Linked DNA regions of Homo sapiens: region 2 is linked to region 1. Evidence: chromatin contacts called from ENCODE Hi-C or POLR2A ChIA-PET data. All regions are on one chromosome and are shown on one strand. The core of a region is the stretch at or near the end of the contact, and the rest is flanking DNA. Distances in the headings are between cores, read along the strand shown.

The links. Hi-C counts contacts between places; a loop is a spot of excess contacts on that map. ChIA-PET counts read pairs that join two places held with the same protein, here RNA polymerase II (POLR2A). Pooled maps may share reads with other maps.
Region 2: a loop to region 1 is called in a pooled map, with 3 times the contacts of the local background. The contact joins the promoter of SLC35D4 here to the enhancer-like site in region 1. A Hi-C loop is called at or near these places in 4 of 50 pooled maps. POLR2A ChIA-PET finds 5 or more read pairs at or near these places in 4 of 52 experiments (H1, MCF 10A, WTC11 and 1 more).

The regions. Positions count from the first base shown.
Region 1 is chr18:23,374,884-23,380,743 of GRCh38, forward strand. SLC35D4 (solute carrier family 35 member D4) reads right to left here. Exons shown (of 15, transcript NM_032933.6): 6 at 2,763-2,788. Among named protein-coding and RNA genes, the nearest start is that of SLC35D4, 60 kb to the right of the region's middle. RefSeq lists enhancers at 1,564-2,063, 3,271-3,400. Within about 2 kb of position 2,993, at least 9 of the 41 ENCODE cell types and tissues checked have a DNase peak (open chromatin) inside an H3K27ac peak, as active enhancers do.
Region 2 is chr18:23,434,551-23,440,410 of GRCh38, forward strand. SLC35D4 (solute carrier family 35 member D4) reads right to left here and starts at 3,411. Exons shown (of 15, transcript NM_032933.6): 1 at 3,231-3,411. The coding sequence starts at 3,302. RefSeq lists a silencer at 3,440-3,539.

The DNA.
Region 1 (5,860 bases), core at 1,743-4,242:
GCGGGCAGACCACTTGAGTTCAGGAGTTTGAGCCCAGCCTGGCCAATATGGTAAAACCCCTTTTCTACTAAAAGCACAAAAATTAGCCAGGCGTGGTGGCACATGCCTATAGTCCCAGCTACTCAGGAGGCTGAGGCAGGAGAATCACTTGAACCCGGGAGGCAGAGGTTTCAGTGAGCCAAGATGGCACCACTGCACTCCAGCCTGGGCAACAAAACGAGACTCCATCTCAAAAAAAAAATAAAAATAAAAATAAATAAATAAATAATAATAATAATAATATTGTGGCCAGATAATAAGTGGCAACATTTGAACATGGACTCAATATTAAATAACAGTATCATATCAGATGTTATTTTCTAAATTCAATGACTGCACTTTGGTTATCTAAGGGATGGTTGTTTTTAGGAGACACAGTATTTAGTATTTAGAAGTGGAGTCATGACCTCTACAACTTATTCTCAAATGATTCAGAAAAAATAAGAGCAAGAATAATATCTACATTATCATATATTTATGTGATATTTATGTATGTTTATGCATGTGTATACATATATACATTGAGATAGCAAGAAAGCAAATGCAAAAAATGTTACCAATGGGTGAATCTTGGTGAAGAATACATGAGAGCTCACTGTAATATTCTTGCAACTTTTCTGTAGGTTTAAACTTTTCCCCCCGTAAAATGTTTTATTAGAAAAATCTCTTATACATACTAAAATATTTACAGATGAAATGCTAGGGTGCCTGGAATAAATACTGAGCAAGGCAGTGGGTGGGGCCAGAAGCTGAAAATGGCTGAAGCTGGGAACTGGGTACACAGGACTTCATTCATTACATTATTCTGTTTACTTTGATATGTCTTTAGAAATTTTCACCGTAAAGCAATTTTTAAAAATTCTTGCTCAAAAAAGTAACACTGCCAAACACAGATATTTTCAGGAAGCTATCCTCACTCATTAGAAAGTCAATTTGGAGCTGGTTCAGTAATCCCTGGTTTACGGCCTATTCCTTCTGAGTTTCATATGCCAAAAGCTCTTGCCTCTAGCTTTCCCCACTCTCTCCTCCTAAAAGAAGGCGCCAGAAAGCATAAAACCCAAATTATCACTTAGTCTCTCTCCTCTTTCCATTTTATAGAGGCAACATATATATAGTGCCCCTTAACTACTGACTATTCCATCAGGCAGCAAACAGCAAAGGATCAAAGGCGTGAACAAAAGCACCGAATACAATGTTTTCACTTTCAGGGAACTTTGCCATATGCCATCTCCCACCAACACAGATTCTGTATTCTACATAGAGACTACATGTTTTTATATGTACACATAAACATATATATCTAACACACAACAACTTGGCATGTGTAATCTTAGTACACTGAAAACAGTGGTGCTGATCAATTCTGACAGTCCTCACTGCTGTAACCATGTGTAGATGTCACTGTACCCAATGGACCAGCACTGACCGGCTGGGCCAGAGGCAGGAGGACTGGCAGAGGGGCCCTCGGAGCTGAGGCCCCAGAGCCTTGGGAAGGTCAGGACAACATGGAGCAGCCTGAGGCTCAGGACACTTCTCTACCTCAGCCTGCCCTACTCCTATAGCCTTGCTGACTTTCAAGGCACCCCAACACACAAATGACCTAGAGAAGAATCCAAGGCAAACAGTGGGGTGAGTGGAGAAGAGACTGTCAGGGGAGCTTCTTGGGGCTGCCCAGGAACAGGCAGGTTTTGTGGTGGGAGGAGAGGAGAATCCTGATATCCTGATGGGTTTGGTGTCTACCTACAGTGAAAGGCTTTATAGAATAGAGGATGCTTCCCCATCCATGGAGAATGAGCATCAGAGATCACCCCAAACAGACAACCTCTTGGAACTGTGGAAGATGGGGGATACCCAAGGGTGAGACACCTGCCTGCCTTCCCACCCCACCTGGCCTCAAGCAGTACCTGATTACATCAGGTATCATGAGCTTTACCGCCTCTCTTTGACACCTGCTAGTCTCCTTTTAAACAGGAGGATAGTCTTGAAGTTTGGTTTTGTCTTGTTCTTTCAAGGTGCAACCTGTAATAAAGGAATAAAAGGAGGGTGGGGGATTGGATGAAAGCCCAGAAATATCTGCAGTAGAAATCCTAAATCCATCTATCAAAGCACCTCTGTTGGTTTTCTGTCTCCAGGACTGAGCTGCTTGGCCTGCAGAGGAAGCGGGAAGCAGTCAGATGCAAGGCACCCAGGTTAGAATTCAAATGCTGCAGGCACCGGGGTCTGCATGACAGGACGGCCCAGTTTACGCTGTAGCTGAGGAAACTGAGGCAAAGAGGACGAGGAAAGCTGCCCACAATCACCCTGCTATGGCCCAGGACTGCAGTTCAGATCCCAGGACTTCCAGGCTGGTGCTTTTTCCACCACGGAAAATATTAAAGACTAAATAAACTACAAACATTACTTTTAAATTTTTAAGTCATTTCCATGTTTTTCATTTTCATTCTCCATCAGTATTACACAACTGTTAGTAAAGTTTTGGGCATCAATGACTGAAATCTAGCACAGGTTGGTTCTGGTGTTTTCTCTTTTGGAATAAAATATTTCAGAAAGAAAAGAAAAACACAAGAAATTTTAGACTAAGACACAAATTAGGGATATATGAATGTTTATAATAAATTCTTCTGCCACCTCTTAGAGTATGAATCTTGAACAGTTTATCATTCAAGTTAAAAATAGGTTAAATCTTATATTATGGCTTTTTGGGGGGAGGGCAGTAAACTTACCTACAGATCTTTGCAGGAGATGTTTTCTGCATAAAAGTAAAGAAACATACAATTAGACTTTTAAAACTTTTTAAATTCCTCTTAAAAGGAAACATTTTGATCAAGAGGCAAATAAATTATGAGTAGATTTATCAAGAGCTTAACAGCTTGCTGCACTTTAGTATTTATTGAGGCTTTTTCTGCTTGGGCCAAATGAAGGATGACTCAGAATTCCAGAGTTGAGTCACTTCAGCAAAGTACTTTCACCATTAGAATGATGTTTACTCGTGAAAGATAAAATGACGCTGGGGCTGTGTCTTCAAAAATCTTACATGCTAAGAAGAGGAGAGAGAAAGAAATAGATGTAACCTGTATTTTAAAAAGCAATTAAGCTCTTGTTCTATCTATCCATTTATCTATCTATCTAGTATCACTCTGTTGCCCTGGCTGGAGTGCAATGACATGGTCACTGCAGCCTCAAACTCCTGGGCTCAAGCAATCCTCCCACCTCAGCCTCCTGAGTAGCTAGGACTACAGGCATGAGCCACCATGTATGGCTACTCTTTCTTTCTTTCTTTTTTTTTTTTTCATTTTTGTAGCAGCAGGATCTCACTATGTTGCTCAGTGGTATTGAATTCCTGGCCTCAAGCGATTCTCCTGCCTCAGCCTCCTAAAGCACTGGGATTACAGGCGTGAGCCACTGCACCCAACCTCAACTTCTATTTTAGTTCTGTCTCTTTAAATATTCCATTCACTAATCCAGCTGACTCAGAGCAGTCCTATAAACTATCTGGTGTGATATGAAAATTAAAAAACAGAAAAAAGGAGAAGGGACATTTTACTCCATCCCGAGAGACAAGGGAAAAAAAGGCAGACTGGAGGAATATAAACTTGGCATTTAAATTACCTGTAATGAAGACATTCTGATTTGGACTCACCCTTATAATTCCTTTTGATGAGTCAGTTTAATGAAATCAGACTTTTGTACTGAGAACTCATTTGTACATGTTAGCAGAGAGTAACATGTTAGCAGAGGGTGACACAGATTTTTCTTCTATATTTGATAGAGGAAATGAACAGGTACAATTAAACTTTTGATTAATTCTAAACATTTCAGAAGGATTATTCTGCTAGCTGGGAACAAACTACAATTTTTGATGCTAGTTCAGGCAGTGTGAAGTATGAACATATTGTTTAGACGTGAAGCGCTGACAAGAGAAACATGTGGCTTACTACAAAGGCTACCTTAAGTTTTCATGTGTGCCTAAATAATAAAGTTTCCCCTGTTTTAATGAACAGATTCTATTTTTGCAACTTTAGACTCTAATCTTGATCTTTGTCCAACCCTGCCTCTGCAGAGCACAGGACGCGAGGCCAACCGTGCTGTACTGCCATCTGCTGGGAAGTTAGCCCTCAAGAGCTGAAAGGAGGAGGGCAAAGGTGATCTGGCTCACACCTGCGTAACTGCCCCCGGTATGATAAATGTGTTACTCAAAAATTCTTTTTTTTTTTTTTTTGAGCCAGAGTCTTGCTCTGTTGCCCAGGATGGAGTGCGGTGGCGTGATCTTGGCTCACTGCAACCTCTGCCTCCTGGGTTCAAGCGATTCTCCTGTCTCAGCCTCCCAAGTAGCTGGGATTACAGGTGTGTGCCACCATGCCCAGCTAATTTTTGTATTTTTAGTAGAGATGGGGTTTCACCATGTTGGCCAGGCTGGTCTTGAACTCATGGCCTCAAGTGATCTGCCTGCCTTTGCCCCCCAAAGTGTTGGGATTACTGGCTTGAACCACCATGCCCAGCAGTTACTCAAAATAGAGCTAAATGTAACCAAAACCTCAACAGCCTAGTGTAAGAGCAGAAATTGAGAGGAGGGACTAAAGGGATGCTCTTCCACTTCTGTGAATAGCATGTTCACCCAGTAACTTCCAGGGCTAATGTTTCAGGCCAAAAGAAAAGGCCCCTTCCATGGAGGGGAGTAAAAGAGCACACAGATCCTGGGATACAGAGAGTAAAAACAGGCAATATGTTCATTACTTAGCTCCATCTCCCAGGGCTCTGGATATGACTGAGTTCATGGCAGTCATTTTCCTTTTCAGGATACTCAGTCCAAAATAACCTAGCAACAAGTCCTACTGAGGTCTCAGGGTTCTAAATGGGTTATTATAACTCCTCAAAAGTCATGCTGCCAAAGGGCTAGGGGTGGTGGCTCATGCCTGTAATCCCAGCACTTGGGGAGGCCGAGGAGGGCAGATCACTTGAGGTCAGGTGTTCAAGACCAGCCTGGACAACATGGCGAAACCCCGTCTCTACTAAAAATATCAAAAATTAGCCAGGTGTGGTGGCGCACACCTGTAATCTCAGCTACTCGGGAGGCTGAGGCAGGAGAATCGCTTAGAACCGGGAGGCGGAGATTGCAGTGAACTGAGATCACGCCACCGCACTCCAGCCTGGGCGACAGGGTGAGGCGGTCTCAAAAACAAAACAAAAAAAAGAAGTCATGCTGCCAAAATTAACAATAAATAGCTGACATTCCTCTGGGTTAGCTAACTGAACTGTGAGGGCTACTCACACTGCCAGGTGCTGTTCTAAGGGCTCTGCATGTACTGAATCCTTTAATCATGGGGTAATTAACAGTCATTGGTTCTATGTTAGAGAGGAGAGCACTTGAGGCACTGAGGAATGAGGGAAGCTGCCCATCACCTGCCTGCCAGTCCTGCGGTGTCACCCCTGCTGGCACCCTTAGCCACCACTTGATGCTCCCTCTGCCTGCCTGACAAGGAGAGCCCTTTCTCCTTATCAAACTGGAAAGTCCCTTCCCATCCTGCCTGACTCAGCTCAAATCTATCCACCAGGGAAGCTTTCCTTGCTCCTCCCATGCCGAATTACTGGAGCTCACCCGCTGGCCCACCCATACCCTGTGCCAGCCCGAGTGTACAGGCCAGCCCCTCCATCCAACTCTGCGTTAAGGCTAAGAAATGCGTCTCCTACGTCTCTGCAGCTTTAGGCCTAGCAACATGTTTGACATTTCATAGGTACTTGATAAATCCTGAACAAATGAATAAACAAACAGGAGTATTCTAATATTAAACTATAATAAATAATTCTGCAAGGTAGTTAGATT
Region 2 (5,860 bases), core at 2,161-4,660, 60 kb after region 1:
CAAGGCAAGGTGGGCAGATCGCTTGAGCCCAGGAGTTAAAAACTAGCCTGAGTAACATGGCAAAACTTCGTCTCTATTAAAAAAAATACAAAAATTAGCCAGGCATGGTGGCGCACGCCTGTAGTCCCAGCTACTGAGGAGGCTGAGGTGTGTGGATCGCTTGAGCCTAGGAGGCAGAGGTTACAGTAAGCCATGATTGCACCACTGCACTCCAGCCTGGGTGACAGAAGACCCTGTCTCAAAAAACAAACAAACAAAAATTTATAAAAGGCCATGGGGCTCCAAAAAATTTTGAAAAAGTGCCACAAATGAAAATGTACATCCAGGCCAGGAGTGGTGGCTCATGACTGTAATCCCAGCACTTTGGGAGGCTGAGGTGGGCGGATCACCTGAGGTCAGGAGTTCAAGACCAGCCTGGCCAACATGACGAAACTCCATCTCTACTAAAAATATAAATATTAGCCCAGCATGGTGGTGCACACCTGTAGTCCCAGCTACTCGGGAGGCTGAGGCACTAGAATCGCTTGAACCTGGGAGGCGGAGGTTGTGGTGAGCCGAGATCACACCACTGCACTCCAGCCTGGGTGACAGAGTGAGCCTGTGTCTCAGAAAAAAAAAAATTAGAAAAGAAAAGAAAGAAAGAAAATGTACATCCAAAGAGGGGCATAAATTTCTATGAACTAAATGCTATTTGTCTGCTTTTTTTTTTGCTTAGATAAAATGTTTTTTATCTAACCAATGCCATGGCTCATGGGCTTTCATGACAGATGTGTTAATCTACCCCTTCTAGTGATTATGTGGAAATAAAAGAAAGGTTATTCTGTTTTAAAGTAAAATTTTATCATTATATCCATCAGGTTCGCTAGACAAATTAGAAGAGTTAAATTGAAAAAGCCAGAGATTTCACAAATTCACAAATTTCTGAATAGGTGCTACAAAAAACAAACAAACAAACAAACAAGCAAACCAAAAAAACTGCTTTTAGTTTAGCTACTTGTCCCATGAGAAGAAAACAAATCTGTTAAAAGTTACTAATTACTGTCACAGTATAAACAAAAGATTGTCCTTTTCTTCCAGAGTAACGACCGTTTATCTTATAGTTTGCCACAATGGCAAGCACTAGGCCACCTACCTTACAAACATCATTTCTTTTGTTGTTGTTCAGACGAAGTCTGGCTCTATTGCCCAGGCTGCAGGCGCAGTGGCGTGATCTCCACTCACTGCAACCTCCGCCTCCCTGGCTCAGGAGATTCTCATGCCTCAGCCTCCTGAGTAGCTGGGATTACAGGTGCCCACCACCATGCCTGGCTAATTTTTGTGTTTTTAGTAGAGATGGGGTTTCACCATATTTACCAGGCTGGTCTCAAACTCCTGATTTCAAGCGATCCGCTCACCTCAGCCTCCCAAAGTGCTCGGATTACAGGCCTGAGCCACTGTGCCTGGCCAACACCATTTCCATTAACTCTCACAACAACACTTTCTCTTTTTTTTTTTTTTTTTTTTGAAACTGAGTCTTGCTCTGTTGCCCAGGCTGGAATGCGATCTCGGCTCACTACAACCTCCGCCTCTCAGGTTCAAGTGATTCTCCTACCTCAGCCACCTGAGTAGCTGGAATTACAGGCGCCTGCCACCACGCCTGGCTAATTTTTGTATTTTCAGTAGAGACGGGGTTTCGCCATGCTGGCCAGGCTGGTTTCGAACTCCTGGCCTCAAACAATCCACCCGCCTCGGCCTCCCAAAGTGCTGGGATTACAGGCGTGAGCCACCACGCCCGGGCCACAACAACAATTTCAAGAGGACTCTTTGTCCCATCTTAAAGTTAAGAAACTTAGGTTTAGAAAGAGTAAGGTTCCAAACGCCAAGTAAGTGGAGCCAGGAAGTAAAACCCATCACTGCCTCCCAGGAAGGCTGCATTTATGGACCTTCAAAGGCTTATCGCCATAACTAAAAATCAACTGGAGGCCAGGCGCAGTGGCTCACACCTGTAATCTCAGCATTTTGGAAGGCTGAGGCATGCGGATCACCTGAGGTCAGGAGTTCGAGACCAGCCTGGACAACATGGTGAAACCCCGTCTCTACTAAAAATACAAAAATTAGCCCAGCGTGGTGGCGCACACCTGTAGCCCCAGCTACTCACGAGGCTGAGGCAGGAGAATCGCTTGAACCCAGGAGGCAGAGGTTGCAGTGAGCCGAGATCACGTCACTGCACTCCAGCCTGGGTGACAGAGCGAGACTCTATCTCAAAAAAATAAAAATAAAAATCAACTGGAGAAGGAAAGGGGGTTGGGGAGCATCCTCTGAATATATAAAGGCAGCCATTCATTGTAGGAGAGGAGGTAGAAGGAAATGCTGTTTGTCGATGGTTCTTTTCCAGAGAGGAAGAGAGGAGAAAGGAAGAGCGGGGAGCAGGTGGGGAGCCCGCAGTAAGACCCCACAGTGGGGCCAGGTGGTCTTGCACCCTGTATTCCCACTTTGGCTGGGGCCAGCCCAGAGTCCAGGCCAGCAGGTAATGCCCCAGCCATGCCCACTCGGTCCTATTGGATCCAACCTTTCCCTGCGTGGTACCAAACCTAAAGCCAGCTTCCCTCTCCTTGCAAAACAAAACCCCAAAGCTGGCACCACTGCTTCTCTGCCTCCTCACCAAAAGGTTTTCATGATGTCATGACATTAGTTTAAACCTAAAACTAAATGTATGTTTTATTTTAAAAAATAATAATTCCATGAAAAACTCCTGAAGTGCTTACAATGGAGACGTACAAAAAAATTGATTCGGGAATCAGCAGTGTGAGGGGGAGACGGCTTAATCTCTTCTATTTAAAGGCTTCTGGAACTTCACGGGGGCTCTGGGACAGGGGCGTGTTTAGAAAAAAGGCAGGATGTGTCAGATTTCTTCTGACTCTTCCTCCCCGGGGGAGCAGGAGCCAATTGCTTGCTTTCTCTTAAAACTAGTCCACACAGCCCCAAACCAAGTTCCCGGGAAATGGCCAGCCCAAAAATCCTGTTTCCCTGGAGATGTACCGTGCTTTACAGTGCAGGAAACGGGGACAGTACAGGCTGGCAAATCCTATTTCTGAAAGAGCATCCCACACACGGAGGAGGTTCGCTCTCCATCTCCATCGCCACCAGGAAGAATGAGGTAAAAAGCAGGAGGAGGCTCCGTTTGTCACGGGAAGATTCTCCGACTCAAACCTCCCACGTGCAATCGCTGCCTCCCGCGCCCGCCCCCTCACCTTGTTCGTGAGGTAAGAAGCCAGGTAGCAGGTACAAAAGGTGAGGCCGACCAGAGACCTCCTCACGCACATCTGTCAACTCGTCCCCTTCTCGGGGATCCACGGTGCCTGCCCAAATCCCCTGGCCGCCGCCCGACCCCCGCAGCAGCAGCAGCGGCAGCGGCAGCAGCCGCCCAGAGACGGCCACGTGGCTCCGAGCTCCGCCAATCAGCGCGGGGACCGCCCCCGGCGTCTGCCTTCTTAAAGGGGCCGCGCCCTCGAAGGACGGTCATTCTTCTTTTATTTTTTATTTTTTATTTTTTTATCTTCTTTTAAAGAGTAGAAAGTGGCAGAAGAGGAAAAAAGCATACCGCAGTTCACAATACCCCATCAGTGTTTAAAGAAAAATGTTCATCGCTATCTCTAAACTATGAGACCAAAATATTACCCGTGCTTCACTGAATTTTCCCAATTTTCTCCACTGAGTCTGTAGCGCTTTGGCAAATGACACAAAAAAGGTAACAGCAACAAATGTTCACTTAAAAGAGGGAAGGTGAAGGAAGAAGGAACTGGAATTGAGTATAGGTTTTTTGAGTTTTGTTTGTATTTAAAGTCATTCCATTCTCTTGACATTTCTATAAAATAAGAACCCTTTCCCAAGCACAGCCCCTATTCCTATTCCTATTCCTAGTCTATAGGGTGGAAAACTGGACTCATGAGGCTTCCGGCAAATGTTAGTAAACATGCAAGAAAACCTATTGATGGACTTGGACAATAGCAAAAAGTGCCAGTGTTCTCTGCCTGTAGAAACACACAGATTTTCAGAAACACCCACACACGGGGAAACCATCACTCTTAAGCCACAGCAAAAGTCCTCCTGGCTCTCGGTGCTGGAGCAGTGGATGGAAAACGACACACCAACCCTTATGTAATTTTTCTGTTTTTCAGAAGCATGCCTTGTTTCTCTCTGCTCCCTCCAGCATTGAGGGAGGGCTGACCTCGGCTTGTCCCCTTGAAGCCACTCCCCAGCCACCACTGTCTCATCGCAGTCCTTTGCCTCTGCTCACTTTTCCACAGGTCTCTTCCTGGGCCTGCTGGTTGGTCTGCAGAGGGGACCAACATAGAGATGGAGGTAGGCTGGTCACCCCTTCCCTCCCTTTTCTCCCACAGTCTCCTTCAAACCACTTGTACAGATGGGTATAGCTTTCTCTACCAAGACTGGATGATATGGTTTGGCTGTGTCCCCAAATCTCATCTTGAATGGTAGCTTTCATAATTCCCACATGTTATGGGAAGGACCTGGTGGCAGATAATTGAATCATGGGGGCAGTTTCCCCCATATTCGTCTCGTGGTAGTGAATAAGTCTCCCCAGAGCTGATGGTCTTATAAGGGGAAACCCCTTTCGCTTGGCTCTCATTTTTTCTCTCTTGCCTGCCACCATGTAAGACGTGCCTTTTGCCTTCCACCATGATTATGAAGCCTCCCCAGCCCCGTGGAACTGTGAGTCCATTAAACCTCTTTTTCTTTATAAATTACCAAGTCTCGGGTAAGTCTTTATCAGCAGCGTGAAAACAGACTAGTACACTGGGTTATTAAAAAGCAAAAATACAGAACAGGAAGAGAGGAGATGAAGCTTCAAATGCACTAAATTTTCCTCTCCATAGAAATAAAATCATGTAAGAAGTTAACACTTCACAAGGAGGCCCCTTCACAAGCCTACACTCGCTTCTCACCTATCACTCTTGCCCCAGAGTTTGTGTCTCCCTCTCCAAAACACCAATCTTTAACGACAATTTAAAAAGATCATTGTGGCCAGGCGCGGTGGCTCATGCCTGTAATCCCAGCACTTTGGGAGGCCGAGGCAAGCAGATCACGAGGTCAGGAGATCGAGACCAACGTGGCTAACATGGTGAAACCCCGTGTCTACTAAAAAAATACCAAAAAAATTAGCCGGCCGTGGTGGCGAGCGCCTGTAGTCCCAGGTACTCGGGATGCTGAGGCAGGCGAATGGCGTGAACTTGAGAGGCGGAGCTTGCAGTGAGCCAAGATCGTGCCACTGCACTCCAGCCTGGGAGACAAAGTGAGACTCCGTCTCAAAAAAAAAAAAAAAAAAAAAAAAATCATTGTAACAAGACTAATAGAGATTTATAAAAGAAAAATTAGCAAACCAATACCACACTCTTAACCACTCACATAACCAATACCAACAGGTTGGTGTATCCTTCTACACCTTCCTCCGTATTCACATATCAACATATACCCATTTGTAATTTGTTGCCTCACGAAAATGGATCTAGCTATTCACATTGCTAAACAACTTACTTTTACAACTACAGGTCAACACATAGAGATTTAATTTTTTAAAAAAGCTGCAGGCATTCCATAGTATGGATATACCGTAATGTATTCAACCATTCTGCTGTTGACATAATTATGTTGTTTCTAGTCTTTTGCTACAACAAACAAGGCTATAATAAACATCTTTGTACATATGTCTTTACCTCCTGCTGGTTTAATTTCTGTAGAATAGATTCCCAACAGGAGGATTGCAGAATCACAGCGTGTGTGTATTTTCTTAAATCATTACTTTCCACTTCCCTTTACTTTCTGCCTGTGGGAATCCTACTTACATCTAGCTCTTCTCAAGCAC